Regions from separate parts of the Mus musculus genome. Here region 2 is linked to region 1. A link is a loop called in an ENCODE intact Hi-C map of the cell type or tissue named here. Cell type or tissue: gastrocnemius. All regions are shown on one strand.

Region 1 (8,000 bases):
TGGGCAACAGAATGAGATGCGGTCATAAAAACAAACAAACAAACCTAGCACATTCCTATAATCTCAGCACTTGGGAGGTACAAACTGGAGAATCAGGAGCTCAAGGTGAGTCCCAGGCTAGCCTGAGCACCCTGTCTCACAAAACAGTCCCAATTTTGTGTTTTGTTGTTAATGGTTTTTTTGTTGTTGTTTTGCTCTTGTTTTTTTTTAATTATTATTTAATTTTATTTTATTTTTGAGATAGGACCTCAGTACATAGCCCTGGCTAGTTTAGAACTCCCAGAATGGCTTTGAACTCACAGAGATCTATCTGCCTCTGCCTCTGGGATGCTGGGGTTGAAGGAGATTGCCACTGTGGCCAACTTGGCCAAGAGAAGTGAAGAGAAGTAGATTCTCAAAGGATTCATACCTGGGAGGCCTGGGAGGAGGGCTGGGTAGCTGCAGGTGGACCGTGGCCCTGTTTGAGGGTCTCCACTTCTACCATGAGTGTTGCCGTTACTCACAAACCCCCCCTCCACACACACACCCAAAGCCCCTCAAGGTCCCTGAGAACAGCCGGCCCAGAGGAGAGTGCGCCCTTAGCAAGAGAAAAGGAAAGAAAGTCAGAGTGTGGCTGCTTTCAGCTCTACATTCTGCGGTGTCCTCTAGTGGTTTAGCCTTTTGAGGCCCGAGTTGCGTGGCTCAGTTGGCCTCTAATTTGTGGCAATACTTCTGCCTATGGAGTGTCGGGACTACAAGCGTGCATCGCCACACTCGGCCTGTGTGAAAAGACATTTCAGAACCCTTTCTCCTTTCCTATCTTGGGAATAAGGATCCCTCTGTATCCAGGGTGGCTTTGAACTAGACCTTGCCCTGCCTCAGCATCCTAAGTGCATGCCCCACCATTCTGAGAGCTTCAGGATATTAAAAAAAAAAATTAGGCTGGGTGTGAAGATACATGTATTTAATCCCATCACTTGGGAGGCAGAGGCAGATGGATCTCTGAGTTTGAGCAAAGCCAGCTTGGTCTGCATAGTAGAGAGGTTGTCCCAAACAACCCAACAACAACAACAACAACAAGCCACATTCTTTTATGGGGTTAGAGAAATGGCTCAGCAGTTAAAAACGCTTGTTGCTCTCGCAGAGGACCCAGATTTTGTTCCTAGCATCCACATGGTGACTCACAACCATCTACACCCCAGTTCCAGGAGATCTGGCGCCCTCTTCTGGCCTCTTCAGGGACTAGGTGCACACATGGGGCATTTATGTACATGCAGGCAAGATGTTCAGGCATATAAGATAAAAATAAATTAGTATTTCTAAATATTTAGTGTTGTAGTAAGTATTCAATCTCAACTGGGGGTTCCTACCCTGCCTGTGATCATTCAGTTCCCAGATAAAAGACACACAACCTTTTTTTTTTTTTTTAAGATGTATTTATTTTATTTATATGAGTACACTGTAGCTGTCAGACACAGCAGAAGAGGACATTGGATCCCATTACAGATGGTTGTGAGCCACCATGTGGTTACTGGGAATAGAACTCAGGACCTCTGGAAGAGCAGTCAGTGCTCTTAACCGCTGAGCCATCTCTCCAGCCCCCGACACACAACCTTTATATTTATAATAAGCCCTTAATGCACTACAGCTGGGCAAATATCTACCCTTTAAGCTTTTATATCTACTTCCCTGTCAATAACCCCGAGTTATAACTTGTCATGTTCCATCTGGGCTGCTCTTAACTCCAGTTGGCCAGCCCTCAAGGCCATATTTTCATGACTCATTTATCCCATAGTATCTTCCCTCTCTCCATCTAAGACTCCCTCCTTGTGGTCTCTCCTCAGACTCCAAGCCCGGGAACCCAAACCCCACCTATCTTTCTTCTGTCCAGTTATAGGCTGTAGGCATCTTTATTCACCAATCAGGGATAACTTGGGGAGCAAGATTACATGGTATCTCTTATGTGTGTGCAGATTCTCTTGTCCCTGGGAACCAGTATTTAGTATTACAATACATACCAAAACCAAACCTCAACAATTTAGTGTGTGTGCAGGGGCATATGTGCAGGTGTGTGTGTGTGTGTGTGTGTGTGTGTGTGTGTGCTCACCCTTGTTGGCAGCCATTCCCATTTAAACCACCACAGCCCTGTACCTTCTTCAGGGTCTGGGACCTGCATGGTAGGAGGAAGCACACCTATGCCCGGACATCTCTCAGCTTCTGTCCTGTCCCTCTCCCTCAGATGTCCCTCGCTCACTCAGCTTCCACTGAAAGTCTTGCTCCCCAGCACTAAGAACTGAGCCAGAACAGGATATGGGAGAATCGGGTGCCGCCGCTGCCCTTGCAAAACTAATAATCAAAGGATTAGATAGACTTTGCTCAAAATGCCGTAGAAATAGCATGTAAAGACTGGCCACAGTGTCACATGCCTGTGACCCAGGCACTCTGGAGTACAGGAAGGATGATCAGGAGTTCAAGGTCAGAGAAAGGTTGAAGTCTGGACCACGTGAGATATTTTCTCATAAAAGCAAAGCGAAACAAAACAAAAATGAAGACTGACTGGACCCACATTTAAACCCAGCACTCAGGAGACAGAGGCAGTTGGATCTCTGAGTTTGAGGCTAGCCTGGTCTACATGGCAAGTTCTAGCCCAGTCAGTGTTATGCAATGAGACTATGTTTAAGAAGAAGAAAAAAGGGCTGGAGAGATGGCTCAGAGGTTAAGGTTAAGAGCACCAACTGCTCATCTGAAGATCCTGAGTTCAAATCCTAGCAACCACATGGTGGCTCACAACCATCTGTAATGAGATCTGATGCCCTCTTCTGGTATGTCTGAAGACAGCTACAGTGTACTTGCATATAATAAATAAATACATGAAGAAGAAGAAGAAGAAGAAGAAGAAGAAGAAGAAGAAGAAGAAGAAGAGGAGGAGGAGGAGGAGGAGGAGGAAGAGGAAGAGGAAGAGGAAGAAGAAAATCAAAATTAAAAAGAAGCTGAGAAAGGCCCCTAGCAGCGTCTTCACCCCATTTTCCTCCAAAGAGGAATGCTACAGGAATGTAATCTGTAGCAGTCTCATAGAAGATTCTAGGCGTAGCCAAACACAGCTGAATACAGCCCCATGAACACTGCAGCCAGAGTCATGGAAGACTAAAGTACAGTCCCAGGGAAGCCGGGCTTAAGATGAAGGTGGCAGTGGGTCAAATGAATTAGATGAAGTGGAAATCGTAGACTTCACGGACTGAAGCTGAGTTTCTAGCTGTAACTGGGGAAAGGGCGGAGGAGGCGTGGCCTCTGGGGAAGATGGCGGATCTAGGTGCGACCATTGGCTGCGCCACCCTCCTGATTTCCACAGAGGCCAATCTTGGGGGAGGGGACAGCCTCTGGGACGCCCACCAATCTAGTCAAGGGCAGCTATTGTGGGGCAAATCGCTCTTGGTGTCCTTTTCTTGTCGGAGATACATAATGATACAGGAAAAGGGGCGAATTGAACCTAGACCAGGTTTCTTCTCAACACCACTGATTGATATAAAATTCCCTGTGTTTGCTGACTCCTCTATTTCTGTCCACTCTGCCTGGCCTTTACTTGGGCTCCCTGGCAGAGATAGAGAGGCTCTTACTAGGTAGCAATAGCTTGCCAACCACGCCCACGGATGTACTTCCACCCACTCACCAAGAGGTGGCAGCACCACCCCAGGTTGCTTGCTTGGAAGCCTGTGTGATCTCTTGAAGAAAATTCATTTTCCTGCAGGCATCAGTGCACTTTTTTCCTGATGAGGAAAGTGGGGCCAGTAAGAAAACGATTAGGGTTGCCTTTCATCCCCAATAGCGTGTTCTGATGGCTCTCTGACCCGATCCCAAAGGAGATTCAGTCCTTGCTTCTGGGGAGCATTTTAGCAACCTCTTGAGGTATTTTTGATCTTCACAGGTTGGGTGTAGGAGGCTGTCATAATTAATCTTCATTGTCAACCTGCCTGGGTTTGGAATCACCTAGGAAACACACCCGTGTGTGGCGGTTGCACAGAGGAGGGAAGACCCTGGATGTAGGCGGTACCATCCCATGACTGGGGGCAGGGACGCGGGGGGGGGGGGGGAGGGCAAGACTGAATCAAACAGGAGGAAAGGAAAGAGCAAACCGACCACTGGCACCCCTTCCCATCTCCTACCCGCAGATGCAGTGTGACTAGAATCCACACACTCCTGCCCCCAAGCCTTCCCCACCACAACGGAGTACCCTCAAACCAGAATAAACCTTACCTTCCTGAAGCCAATCAAGGGATAATGCTGGGGGGGGGGGGCATGGGCAGGCCTCTGTGCCGGACCTTGGAGGGACCAGGCATGCCAAAGTCCTTGCCTTCCTTCCAGGAGATCAGGCTTCAGAGAGAGATGATGTCTCTGTGAAGTGAGAAGTATGGTCTTGGGGACAACTGAGAGACTAAGATAGAATGGCACAGACAGAGATCGACTTTAACAGCCATGATGGAGTGTGGGGCCAGAGATATGGGTTCTGGAAGCCAAGCTCTGCTCTCTGCACGTGCAGCAAGCACTCCTAACCACTGAGCTATCTCTCCAGCACCCCGTGCGTTCTATTTTTCCGTTACTAGCAGTTCAGTGGGTGTGCCTGCACTACATCACTATGGATAGGGGATCGATGTGTTGCATGTGATAGACCACATGGAGGCAATGGGAATTCTTCTTTGGATTCCTTGGGACAGGGCTTCTCTATGTAGCTCTGACTGTCCTGGAACTCGCTCTGTAGACCAGGAGCCTCCAGAGATCCACCTGCTTCTGCCTCTCCAGTGCTGGGATTAAAAGTGTGTGCTACCCCCTCACCCAGAGGCAATAGGAATTCCTTATCTCATGGGACCGCCCCCGTGTCTACTCATCTGTGTCCTCACACAGGGAGACAGGAGCGCCTGCTCTGAAGAAGCTCCAGTGACAAGAGAAGACGTCACCTGCTGGCTTTGAAGTTGGAGGAAGAGGCTACATGGCAGGAACCATAACTCCTCAGGCTGAAGAAGACAAACATAAGGATATCCCTGAGAGCCAGGGAGGAAGCCTGCCTGACGACACTTTTGTGCCTACCCAGGGAAGCCATTTTAGGTTTCTGGCTGCCAGCACTGTAAATATTGTTTGGTCTTGTTGAGACAGGGTCTCAGGCTATAGGCGTGGATGGCCTCATACTTAATGTGGCCCGGAGCGGCCTTGGTCATCCTCTTGCTCCTGTCTCGAAAGGGTTGGGATTCTAGGTGTGTACCAACACTCCTGACTCAAAATGGTGTTTCTTTGGACCACCAAATGTGTGCTAATTCAGAGCAGCATAAAGAAACAAATGTAGGGGTGGTGGGGTGGCTTAGTGGGTAGGGATGCTTCCTGTCAAGCTTGACAGCTGGGATCAGCTTACTCCTTGGAATCCAAAGGGTGGGTCCCAAATGTCCTCTGATTTTCATATTCATGTAGACCCAAACCCTCCCACCACCACCAAATATATAAGCAGACAAACAAATAACTAAAACATAAAAATAACAATATTCTAGCTAGCCACTGCTAGTGGTGTACACCTTTAATTCCAGCTCTGGGGAGGCAGAGGCAGAGGAAGGCAGATCTCTGTGAGTGAGGCAAGCTTGATCTACAGAGTGAATTCCAGGACAGCCAGAGATACGTGGTGAGACCACTGCCTCAAAAACAAAAACAAAAACAAAACAAAAAAAACCCACAAGGGCCGGGCATGGTGGCACATTTGTTTTATATCAGAACGCCATGGGGTGAGGGGGCAGCTCTGTGAGTTCAAGGCCAGCCTAGTCCATAGAGTTCCAGGACAGCAAGGGCTGTTACAGAGAAACTCTTTCTCCAAAACAAAATGACAACAAAATCCACAAAAAATAAACAAAAATAAACAAAAAAAAAGAGAAAGAAAAAAAGAAAAGAAAAATAAAGATAAAAAGTACCAGATACTAGGACATTTGTTTTTCAGAAGGATATTTGGGGCCAGCAACTTAACTATGTTATACATAGTAAATTAAATTGTATTCTCTGAAAGATATGCTGGTCTTGAACCGATAAGCTCCAGATTCAGTAGAGACCCTGGCTCAAAGTAAGGCTGACAGGACGGCCCAGTGGGTAAAGTGCTTGCCACAGAAGCCTGAGGGCCTGAGGTCAATCCCCAGAACACACTGTAGGACAGGGCTGATTCCTGACCCTTCACATCTATGCCAGGGCAAATGTGCTCATGCTCACGTGTGACTAACACACACACACACACACACACACACACACACACCACGTTAAATAACAGGACAAGATATTAGCCCAAAAATAAAGACATAAAATAAATTAATAAAGGCTCTGAATGAAAACTGGGAATTAGTGAAACAGCACAGACAATGATGTGAGGGTCTATCATGGGCTCCGTGGGTGATCTGCGCGGTGCTCCATTCCGGTGGTCACTGTCCACTGGTTTGAAGGCCTCTGAGCCCTTAGCAATGAAGGGAGATTCCACACCAGCGAAGTAAAGCTCTGTGGAAGGCGCCTGGGGTGTCTCCCATCCATCGCACTCACCCTTCCTTGCTGGTGTTTAGAGAAACAAAAAACCTACCTATGGTATCATAGCGACTCTCCACCCTGGCTCATGTTGAAATCATCTGGGGGAAGCGCTACCATAGCTGGCCCTTGCCCCAAAGACCATTTTTGCCTTGACTGCATTTGTTGAAGCTCCCTCTGACCAAGTCTATTGAAAGCGCCGTTGCTATTTGAAAAGTTGGCCACCAGGTGGCGCTAGAAGATGACCAAAGAGAAGGGATTTCTTCTTCCTGGTGCCCAAACGGTAAGAGAGAGGGTGAACCTGGGAGTCCTCACTAGCCTCTGGCCACTGAGGTGGGTTGTTTGTTTGTTTAGCTTTTTAAGAATTTTATAACTACTATGGGGGGGGGAGGGGAGGAGAGGGAGAGGGAGGGGAGGAGGAGGGGGCATGGAGAACTCCTGCGGAAGACGGAGGAATTTCTAAAGTCAATTTTCCCCTCCCACCTTTGCATGGTTTGGGGGGATGGAACACGGGTCACCAGGCTTGTGGGACAAGCCCCTTTTCTTGCTGACATCCCGTCATCCTATTTGGCTTTTTATGAGTTAGTGTCTCGTGTATTGCACGCTGACCTCCTGATTTTGAATTCCTGATCCGACTGCCTCTATCTCCCAAGTTTTGGGATTACAGCTGTGCACCATAGACACCTGGTTGGCTCCACTTGTGACTTTTTGCTTTTGTTTTTGTTTTTGTTTTTGTTTTTTGAAACAGTGTTTCTCTGGGTAGTCCTAGCTGTCCTGGGACTCACTCTGTAGACCAGGCTGGCCTCCAACTCACAGAGAAGCACCTGCCTCTGCCTCTACCTCCCAAGTGTTGGGATTACAGGTGTACGCCCCCACTCGCTGTTCACTCGTGGCTTTACCAAGATGTCCACTCAGGGGTGTTTTCAATTCTGCTCCTGTGGAATCAGTGGGGTGGGCGGATGTGCTGCAGAGCCCCCTCCTCCCAAAGCACCTGCCCACACACCTACGACAGCCAGGGGGAAAGCAAATGGTGTCATCACAGCCCTTCCAGTGCCAGGGGAACCCCCAAAAAGGCCCAGGTTGGGCTCTCCATATTATCTTTTGCTCATCAATGAGATGTCTTCTCTGACGGCAGCACCCAGAGTTCACTATGACATCTCCAAAGTGAGAAATGGGTCCTCAGGAGGCTTCTGCCTGCTTTACTTTAACTGGCCAAGGACTCAGCAGGGAGGCCTGGGAGCCTCTCTATATAATGTGCAAAACAAGGCTGTGTATCTTGCCCAAACGAGCTATGTCTCTTTCACAATAAGAATTAAGGACACACACACACACACACACACACACACACACACACACACACACGCCAAAACACTGACTTGAGCTGAGCATGAACCATTGGGCAGACTTATGCCTAACACTAATACTGGGGAGGCTGAGGCAGGAGGATCCCCATGAGTTCAAGGCCACCCTGGGCTACGTGTAAGACC
Region 2 (8,000 bases), 530 kb after region 1:
TCAGAAATCTGCCTGCCTCTGCCTGCCAAGTGCTGGGATTAAAGGCGTGCGCCACCACACCTGGCTGGAAGGAGAAGCTCTTAATTAAAGGTAACTCAGGCAGCTAAGTAAGACCTGAAGACCACCTGGCAACTGTGTAAAGGGAGGCCTGAGTGGGAATAGGATCCAGGCTGAGCAGCTATGGTCAGTAACTGTCCCTGTTTCTGGAAAACTCCACATGAGCCCAAAGGTGATACCAGATGGAGGGAGCGTCTCCAGGGCTGAAGCCTGGAAGTATGTGAGAGAGCAGTCCTTAGGGGATAGAGGAACCCTGAACAGGCAGTGACAGGTCCACTTCATATCCTGCCAGCCAACCTGAAGAATGTGTGCCCGTCCTCTGGGCTAAGCCAGATGACTTCAAAGCCTACTGTAGGGACTCTAACCAGCTGGCCCAAGGGAGTCAGGGGCTGCTGTCCTTTATAAAGTCAGGCATCATGTTGCTGTGGATATGGGAGCATTGGCCCAGGGGGCAAGGCCCTGGCTCAGGTCCCGGGATAGCAGGTAGACTTGGAAAAGCTATTTTGCCAGATTGTGTTCATTTGAAAGTACAGTGATACCTGTGCCTTGGGACATGCCTGCGTTTTGCCATGATGGTTGTATCTGCTGCAGAGTTGCTTTGCTGGGAAAGGCGGGTGTTAGGCAGGAAGAGAGGGTTGCCAGCTCGAGACCAGATACTCCCTGCATGCTCAGGGTTTCGGGGTGAATTCTCAATTGTCTTAAGGCAGAGGGGAGGCAGCAGCAGTGGCTGGTGTTCAAAACACTGCTTTTTTTCCCAGCGGCGAGGCCCCTTGAGATGGCCAGCAGTAGGTGAGGTGAGAAATCTCTCCTGTGTCCCTTCAGGTAAGGAACCTGTGCTACATGGTGACAAGACGGGAGAGAACGAAACACACCATCTGTAAACTTCAGGAGCAGATATTCCATCTACAGATGAAACTTATTGAGCAAGACCTTTGCAGAGGTAGGCACGGCGCCCCCTGCTGGGAAGATGTGTCTATGCGGCCTGGAAGGGCCTGGGACCAGAACCCTTCAGTCAGGTTCCTTCTCACGGACATAACAGATCCACGTGGGAACCAGTGAAGGCCGTGGTTGTGCTGATAGGCGAGAAAACAGAGTTTGGACTGTGGCTTTCAAGCCTCTACCCTCAGGGGCATCACTGGGATAGCCCAGTTCCATCCACAGTGGCTTAGCTTGCACAAGGACAGGTGCAGACCACAGTCTTCCTGACTCTGCTGGGCTCAAGACAGGTCAGAGCTGGCCAGCTCCCCTGAACCCTGGTAAGCGTAGGGTTCAGTCTTCAGGAAGGCAGCTGTGTGGAGATGTGGCTGTGTCGCCCTCTCTGTGGTGTCATGTGATGAAACTCAGGCTCTGATCAGATGTGTCTTCTATCCTTTAGGTATAACATGCATTTAGCAGATCGAGAAACCAGGAGCAAAGGTGTTGACATTGGCTTAATTGGATAGTTATGGAGTCTGGACATGTGAAGGGAAGATAAGCTTAACACGCACCCCCCCACACAGGAACATTATTTACACTCAGACGTTGAACATACACAGCAGAAGGCAGCTAGGTAGAGAGAGCTTTGGAGATATGCCTGCCGCTACCGACTCAGCTTGTGGGTCATTCTGGGACGTGAGAAGAGGAGGGAGTGCTGCTGCGAGTCTTCAGAGGGAATGGTTGCCCCTTTTCTGCCCGTAGCTGAGTTGCTCCATTTACCCTTTGGGATCGCCAGCATTCATCAAAGCCAAGTGTGGCAGTACATACCTGTAGAGGAGGGGGTCTGGAGGTTCAGGGATTTAGTACTGGCTGCTCCTCCAGTGGCTATGGCTTCAATTGCTGGCACCCATGTGGTAGCTCACAACTGTCTATACCTCCAGTTCCAGGGCATCCAGCGCCCTCTTGTGGCCTCTGAGGAACTGGGAATGTAGCTTACTTTATAGGGCATGAAGCCTCCCTGGGTTTGATCCCCAGCACTGGCTAAAACCAGATGGTGCAAACACACATCTAATTCTAACCCTTGGGAGGTAGAGGCAGGAAGATCAAGAATTCCAGGTTATGCACTGCTACTTAGAGAGTTCGAGACCATCCTGGACTATGTAAGAACCACTTTCTTACACATAGTTAGTTTACATAGGTGTTGTCTGCATATTTGTACATGTGATACATGTGTCCCTGGTGTCTGCCTATGAAGGTCAGATCCCCTGGGACTGGAGTTACAGATGGTCACGTGCCACCGTGCAGGTGCTGGGAGTCAAACCCAGCGTAATCAAAGGGGACAAAAAGAGAGAAGAAAATGACTGTTGCTAATGACAGAGGTCAGCGTAGGTCACGGCCCCATGGAACTGACAGTCATGAAGCCTACCCAAGTCCAGAAGAGAGGAAAGTGGGGTCCCAGGCTGTGCAGTCAATCATGGCACACGGGGTGGAAGCGATGAGGGGAACTCTACTGTACTTAGAGACCACACACAAGTGTCAGTGTTCAAGGAGGCTGAGGGCAGCACGGTAGGAATAGCACCTTCTGTCATGGTCTCCTATACACCAGAGGGTCTGCACCCTAACCTAGAGTCTGAGGACCCTTCAAGCTCCTTGTGAGTAGGAACCATTGTTAAGAGCATTGCATTGCCAATGCCTAAAGTTGATGCACATGGAGGAGAGAGGGGCTTAAGGAGGCTGTAGGGTAACCAGGGTGAGACATGGAGGGCTGTAACCAAGGTGAGACAGACATGTAAGGCTGTAACCAGGGTGAGACAAACATGTAAGGCTGTAACCAGGGTGACACATGGACGGTCTAGGGGCCTTGTAATACTAGGTGTGGGGTCTGAGTTACAGGCCGGGAGACTGAGGTCTAATTAGAGGCTCTGGGGACTGAGAAGAGCTCAGAACACAGAGCTCTGCCTTCTTTTGACATTATTCCCAGAAGCCTTCCTGCCTCCCTGCCCCTGCTGAGCAGCCGGGGACTCATCTTTTGCAGACCAAAGGGCAAAGGACCACATACAGAACCCGCACCTCCTGTCTTGTGCTTGGCTGCACAAACAGGACTGGAGGCTGAGGCAAGGAGCTTGGCTGTGGTGTCAGGCCCAGAGTCTAAGCCTCTTATGTCCACATCACGATTCTCTGCCCTATGTCCAGCTCCTTACCCTAGCATTTGGTCCATATAGCATCCAGTCACCTTTTCCACTCAGTAGAACTCTCCAGGGTCTGTGGGGTTTGTAGTCCAGTTCGTAGTGCACTTTGAAGTCTAGGTCCCACAAGGACTTATTATGCCTTCCTCTATCCTTCATAGAGCTGTGGGCTGCCCCCGCTGCCCCGGTTTCTGCCACACTGACTCTGACCTTGGTACCACTGTTGGTAGACCCAGTTGATAGACGACCCATAGGCAGCCACTCAGGTTTAACTCTTTCTCCAACACAGAGCCTTCTGGGAGGAGGTCAAAGGGCAAGAAGAATGATTCAAAAAGGAAAGGCCGAGAGGGTCCCAAGGGCAGCAGCCCTGAGAAGAAAGAGAAAGTGAAGGCTGGGCCCGAGTCTGTGCTGGGGCAGCTGGGTAAGTGAGGGGCCCTTGTGTCCTGGCAGACGCTGACTTTACCATTTTCAACTTCACCCAGAAGAGGGCCAAGCAGCGTGAAGCAGAGACGGACCGCTTAGGCCCTTCCTCTTCCAGGGCTCACAGTGGCTCCGTCTCACGCACAAGAGATCCCAAGACACTCTGGCTAGATAGAGCTCTGCCAGCTCTGGAGCTGCCCTTGCCAGGGTGCTGGATGCCCCCAGAGGTCCCTGGAAATCACCTCTATGCTGAGTGGGCAGGACTACACTGCTCGCGAGGTCTTTATCCCTGTTCCACCCTTCCTGAGTCTCCACCGCTCTTTGTGCCTTGCCCCCTCAACCCAGCCACACAAACCTGCTGACCTTTCTTGAGCCACCCAGAGACCAAGAAAAGTGACATCAGGTTCCCTAGTCACTGCCACAATTTATCTCAGTAAAACCGGGCCCAAAACTGAAGGTCCTGGCCACCCTGGGAGCTCGCTCTATCAGGTGTTTCCTGCAGGCTGTTGGAGGCACTGCCTGTAAAGATGCAGCGCCCCCTGCTGGCCGGTCTGCTCTTGCCACTGAAATGCTTACTGTTTGAACAAGGAACTAACTCACCACTTCCTCCTTTCCACTCCACAATTTAAAAAGCTGGTCCTGGGGTCAGCCAACCTGGTGAGCAGGGGCTGGCCTCTGCTACTTGGTGGCACTGGTGGGATGCGTGGACAGAACAGGATGGCTTGCCTGGGTGGGTCGGTTGTCTTGAGCTCACACACCTGTGGCATCTCACCTGCCTCCTGTCTCCCATTCATCAGGTCTATCCACCTCGTTCCCCATCGACGGCACTTTCTTCAACAGCTGGTTGGCACAGTCGGTTCAGATCACAGCAGAGGACATGGCCATGAGCGAGTGGTCTTTGAACAGTGGGCACCGGGAGGATCCTGCTCCAGGTCTGCTGTCAGAGGAATTGCTACAAGATGAGGAGACGCTGCTCAGCTTCATGAGGGACCCCTCGCTACGACCTGGTGACCCTGCCAGAAAGGCCCGAGGCCGCACTCGCCTGCCTGCCAAGAAGAAACCATCCCCGCTGCAGGATGGGCCCAGTGCACGGACCACTCCAGACAAGCAACCCAAGAAGGCCTGGGCCCAGGATGGCAAGGGGACGCAAGGACCACCCATGAGGAAGCCACCACGGAGGACGTCTTCTCATTTGCCGTCCAGCCCTGCAGCTGGGGACTGTCCAGTCCCAGCAACACTGGAAAGCCCTCCACCACTGGCCTCCGAGATACTAGACAAGACAGCCCCCATGGCTTCCGACTTAAATGTCCAAGTGCCTGGCCCTACAGTGAGCCCCAAACCCTTGGGCAGGCTCCGGCCACCCCGAGAGATGAAGGTCAGTCGGAAATCTCCGGGTGCTAGATCCGATGCTGGGACAGGACTACCGTCTGCTGTGGCCGAGAGGCCAAAGGTCAGCCTGCATTTTGACACCGAGGCTGACGGCTACTTCTCTGATGAGGAGATGAGCGATTCTGAGGTAGAGGCAGAGGACAGTGGGGTACAACGAGCTTCCAGGGAGGCAGGGGCAGAGGAGGTGGTTCGCATGGGGGTGCTGGCCTCCTAATTCACCCAGGCCCTGCCCTGGTCCCCCTACAAGGCCTCAGCCCAATCACAACTGCCATTTCCAACTGCTGAGTGTCTCAGACCCACCACTCTGTCGTGGTTTTATTTTTAATATAGAGAGAGTTCTGAATTCCACCCCGTTGTCTTTCCTCTGTGCTGGCCTAGGACATTAGGATTCCTCCCGTGGCCCCGGCCACGGGGGACTATACCAGGTTCTATGTGCCACCCCGGTCCCAGCCCATGCCACATCGCTGGGCTTCTGGCTTGATGTAGACAAGGTGAGGGAGAGAGCTCAGGGCTCCTGCCCACTGCCATTGGGTGACACAGACTGTCGTTTGGGCATTATTTCATGGCAGATGGGCCATCCCAGGGCCTGCCCCGCCTTGTCCCCCCAGGTTGCACTGGGGTCCATTTTGGGTGGGGAGGTGTCCTGCTGCACTCCGCTGATCCGTAAGGAAGTATATAACAAGTGATACCCAGCCAGTCTATTCACTGTCACAAGCACAACGAGTCTCTATGAGAAAGCACTGAGGGGGCGCAGGGGGCCCACTGGCTCCTGAGTAGCCCACACCATCTGAGGCCCGCCCTCCCGCCCGCCCGCAACCCCTCCTCCCTTGCTGCTCTGTCCCTGCCAGTGCCCAGCCCAAGCAGCTCTGAGAAAGGGTTCCCTGGATCCTTCCTGAGCTGTGTTCTTTACTCAGGGGACTCCCCAAACGGTCCTCCCCGTGTACAGGTGGAGGGCTCCAAGGGAGGGCCAGTGCCCAGCCCGGGACTTGGGGCTCAGATCAGCCCACTGCAGAGAATCACTCTGGGGCTCTAACTTCCTTCTTTCTTCCTTTGGGGCCAGTCTCGGCCACAGTCTTGCCGTCTCCATTATGGAGCTGGCCAGACCAGACCGTTTGCCTTTTGACGTTTCCTAGTCCTGCTAAGAGATGAGCTTCCTCTTCGGTTTCCTGGTGGAAACATCCTTCCAACAAGTGTAGTGGGATCCCGGGGCCCAGGGCAGGCCGAGGCTGGCCTGCTGTGGCTGGTTGAATGTTGCTGGATCTTCCTGGATTACTCTGTCCCTTAGCGCCTTAACCCCTTTCCTTCCCTACTGTACGCCCCCCCTTCCTACTCCTTCCCAAATCCTTCCTCCTCCAAGCCCCCAGGTAGTACTGAAGAGTTTTGATGGAGTGGCCCCAGGGTGATAGATAGCTCAGGGAACAAAGGAATTCCGTGAAAACATTTTTTTTTTTCTTTTATGAATTACTCTTGGGTCACTTCTGCCACTGGGAAAGCCAGAACTTCTCCAACCAGAACCTTGCAAAAGTCCAGTGAACCAGTCGAATCATTCTGAGAATGCCAAAGAATCTTTTGACCATAATACACAGCACAGCCCGGACCTGACAACTGTCGACTTGAACTTCCTCTTCAAAGGAATTGGTTAGCAACAAAGTTCAGAGACTCGGTTATTGCACACACCTACAGAGAAAGGGCCCAAGGCCTCAGAGGAGGCCGCCGCTGCTGCTGCTGCTGTTGGTTTACGGTCCCTGGGCTGAGCCGCTGTGAGTGTGGTCCTAAACTTTGAGGACTCCCTCCCCCTTTTGAGGGGGGGAGAACCCTGACTGTGAATCCAGCGTGGTTCCCCCATTGCCACCACTTAGATACACAAAGAGCAAAACACACGGGACCTTCACCCACCTCGACTCCAAAACTATCAAGGTACGACAGTGAGTTTGAGCAAAATCAGAAGCAAAGATTAATGACTTCAGTTTGGGGATTGGACACACGTGTCTTATCCAAATGGACTCCGAGGGCGTGGGGTGGGCTCCAAGGATCCTGGGCATCCGGATGGCATCGGCTACCACATAGACTTAGTCTGCCTGCCCGTCTCGGTAGTAGTGACAACTCAGTCGACGTCGGCATCCCCCGCCCCGTCTCTTGTTTACTGCCTCTGAACAGACCTTCCTCTCACCTGTGCTTTGAGTCACTTCGGGTCGCAATTTCATCTGCTGAACTGCCTGGTGGTCTGACCTGTGGGACACGAAGGGCATGGGGGCTTAAAGAACAATCAAACGCTGCAGGGGGAGGGAGGGAAGCCCAGTTGTTGTCTGTGACCCCTTCAGTAGACCGAGCCCACGGCAGTCTTCATCCAGCAGCTGTCTCCACTCCTAAGATGTCCATCAGGCTGCAGGGAGGATGCGGATGTCCCATAACCTCTCCCTAGTTCCTCCCAGGCCACACTGTCTCGGGTGTAGATGGTTTTGCCACACTATGACCAAGGCACCTTTTCCAGGCCTGAGGCAATGCCCACTCTTGCCCTCACCCACAACCCCTCTCTAGAGAGGGAGAAAGGACTCTGTGACTCGTTCTGGCTAACGTACCCCTTCCACCTCATTTCCTCATCACAGGATACAGGCTAATGTGCAAGGAAAGTATTTTTCTGTATCATAAGTGTATTTTGAAACAAGTAAAAGAAAGATAGAATGCTCGTTTACTTTATTAAATGGGCTCTGATTTTGTGAAAGGCGAGAGAGTGAGTTAAGGGCCTCAGGTTTGTTGGAGAAGCCAACCACCCAGGTTCCCGGGCATGGGTGTCGGACTGTGTGCGTGCGTGTAGCAGAGTGCTGTGCAGGTGTATGTGCAATGCATGGGTACCCTATGAAACTTGTTGGGGTTTCTAGAGATTCAACTGCCTGATTCTACAGGAATATGGCAGCAGGTTAGACTTTGGGTTTCCTCACCGTTGTCATGTAAGGTCACCCTTTGCCCATACCTGAAGCTCTGCATAACAATCCGTGATCTCTGTAGTAAGACCCTTGAGGCCACTCTCCCGTG

The links. Peaks named below come from ENCODE experiments on the same cell type or tissue, not always from the same donor. Only the 100,000 strongest peaks of a DNase experiment are listed, where the experiment ranks them.
Region 2: it touches region 1 in a loop (3.0-fold over the local background); 3 of 42 quality-filtered maps call a loop at or near these places.

Annotation. Positions count from the first base shown.
Region 1 is chr11:52,342,100-52,350,099 of GRCm38, reverse strand. No RefSeq gene overlaps it. Among named protein-coding and RNA genes, the nearest start is that of Gm51894, 12 kb to the left of the region's middle. In gastrocnemius, CTCF peaks have their summits at 1,207 (motif pointing left), 3,637 (motif pointing right) and 6,724 (motif pointing right); DNase peaks (open chromatin) are centred at 3,310, 3,645 and 6,743; H3K4me3 peaks cover 597 bases; H3K27ac peaks cover 548 bases.
Region 2 is chr11:51,814,076-51,822,075 of GRCm38, reverse strand. Jade2 (jade family PHD finger 2) reads left to right here. Exons shown (of 13, transcript NM_001357588.2): 11 at 880-997; 12 at 3,448-3,579; 13 at 4,376-8,000. The coding sequence ends at 5,181. Among named protein-coding and RNA genes, the nearest start is that of Gm30110, 37 kb to the left of the region's middle. In gastrocnemius, CTCF peaks have their summits at 1,027 (motif pointing left), 1,933 (motif pointing left) and 4,130 (motif pointing left); DNase peaks (open chromatin) are centred at 1,017, 1,920, 4,115 and 4,576; H3K27ac peaks cover 311 bases.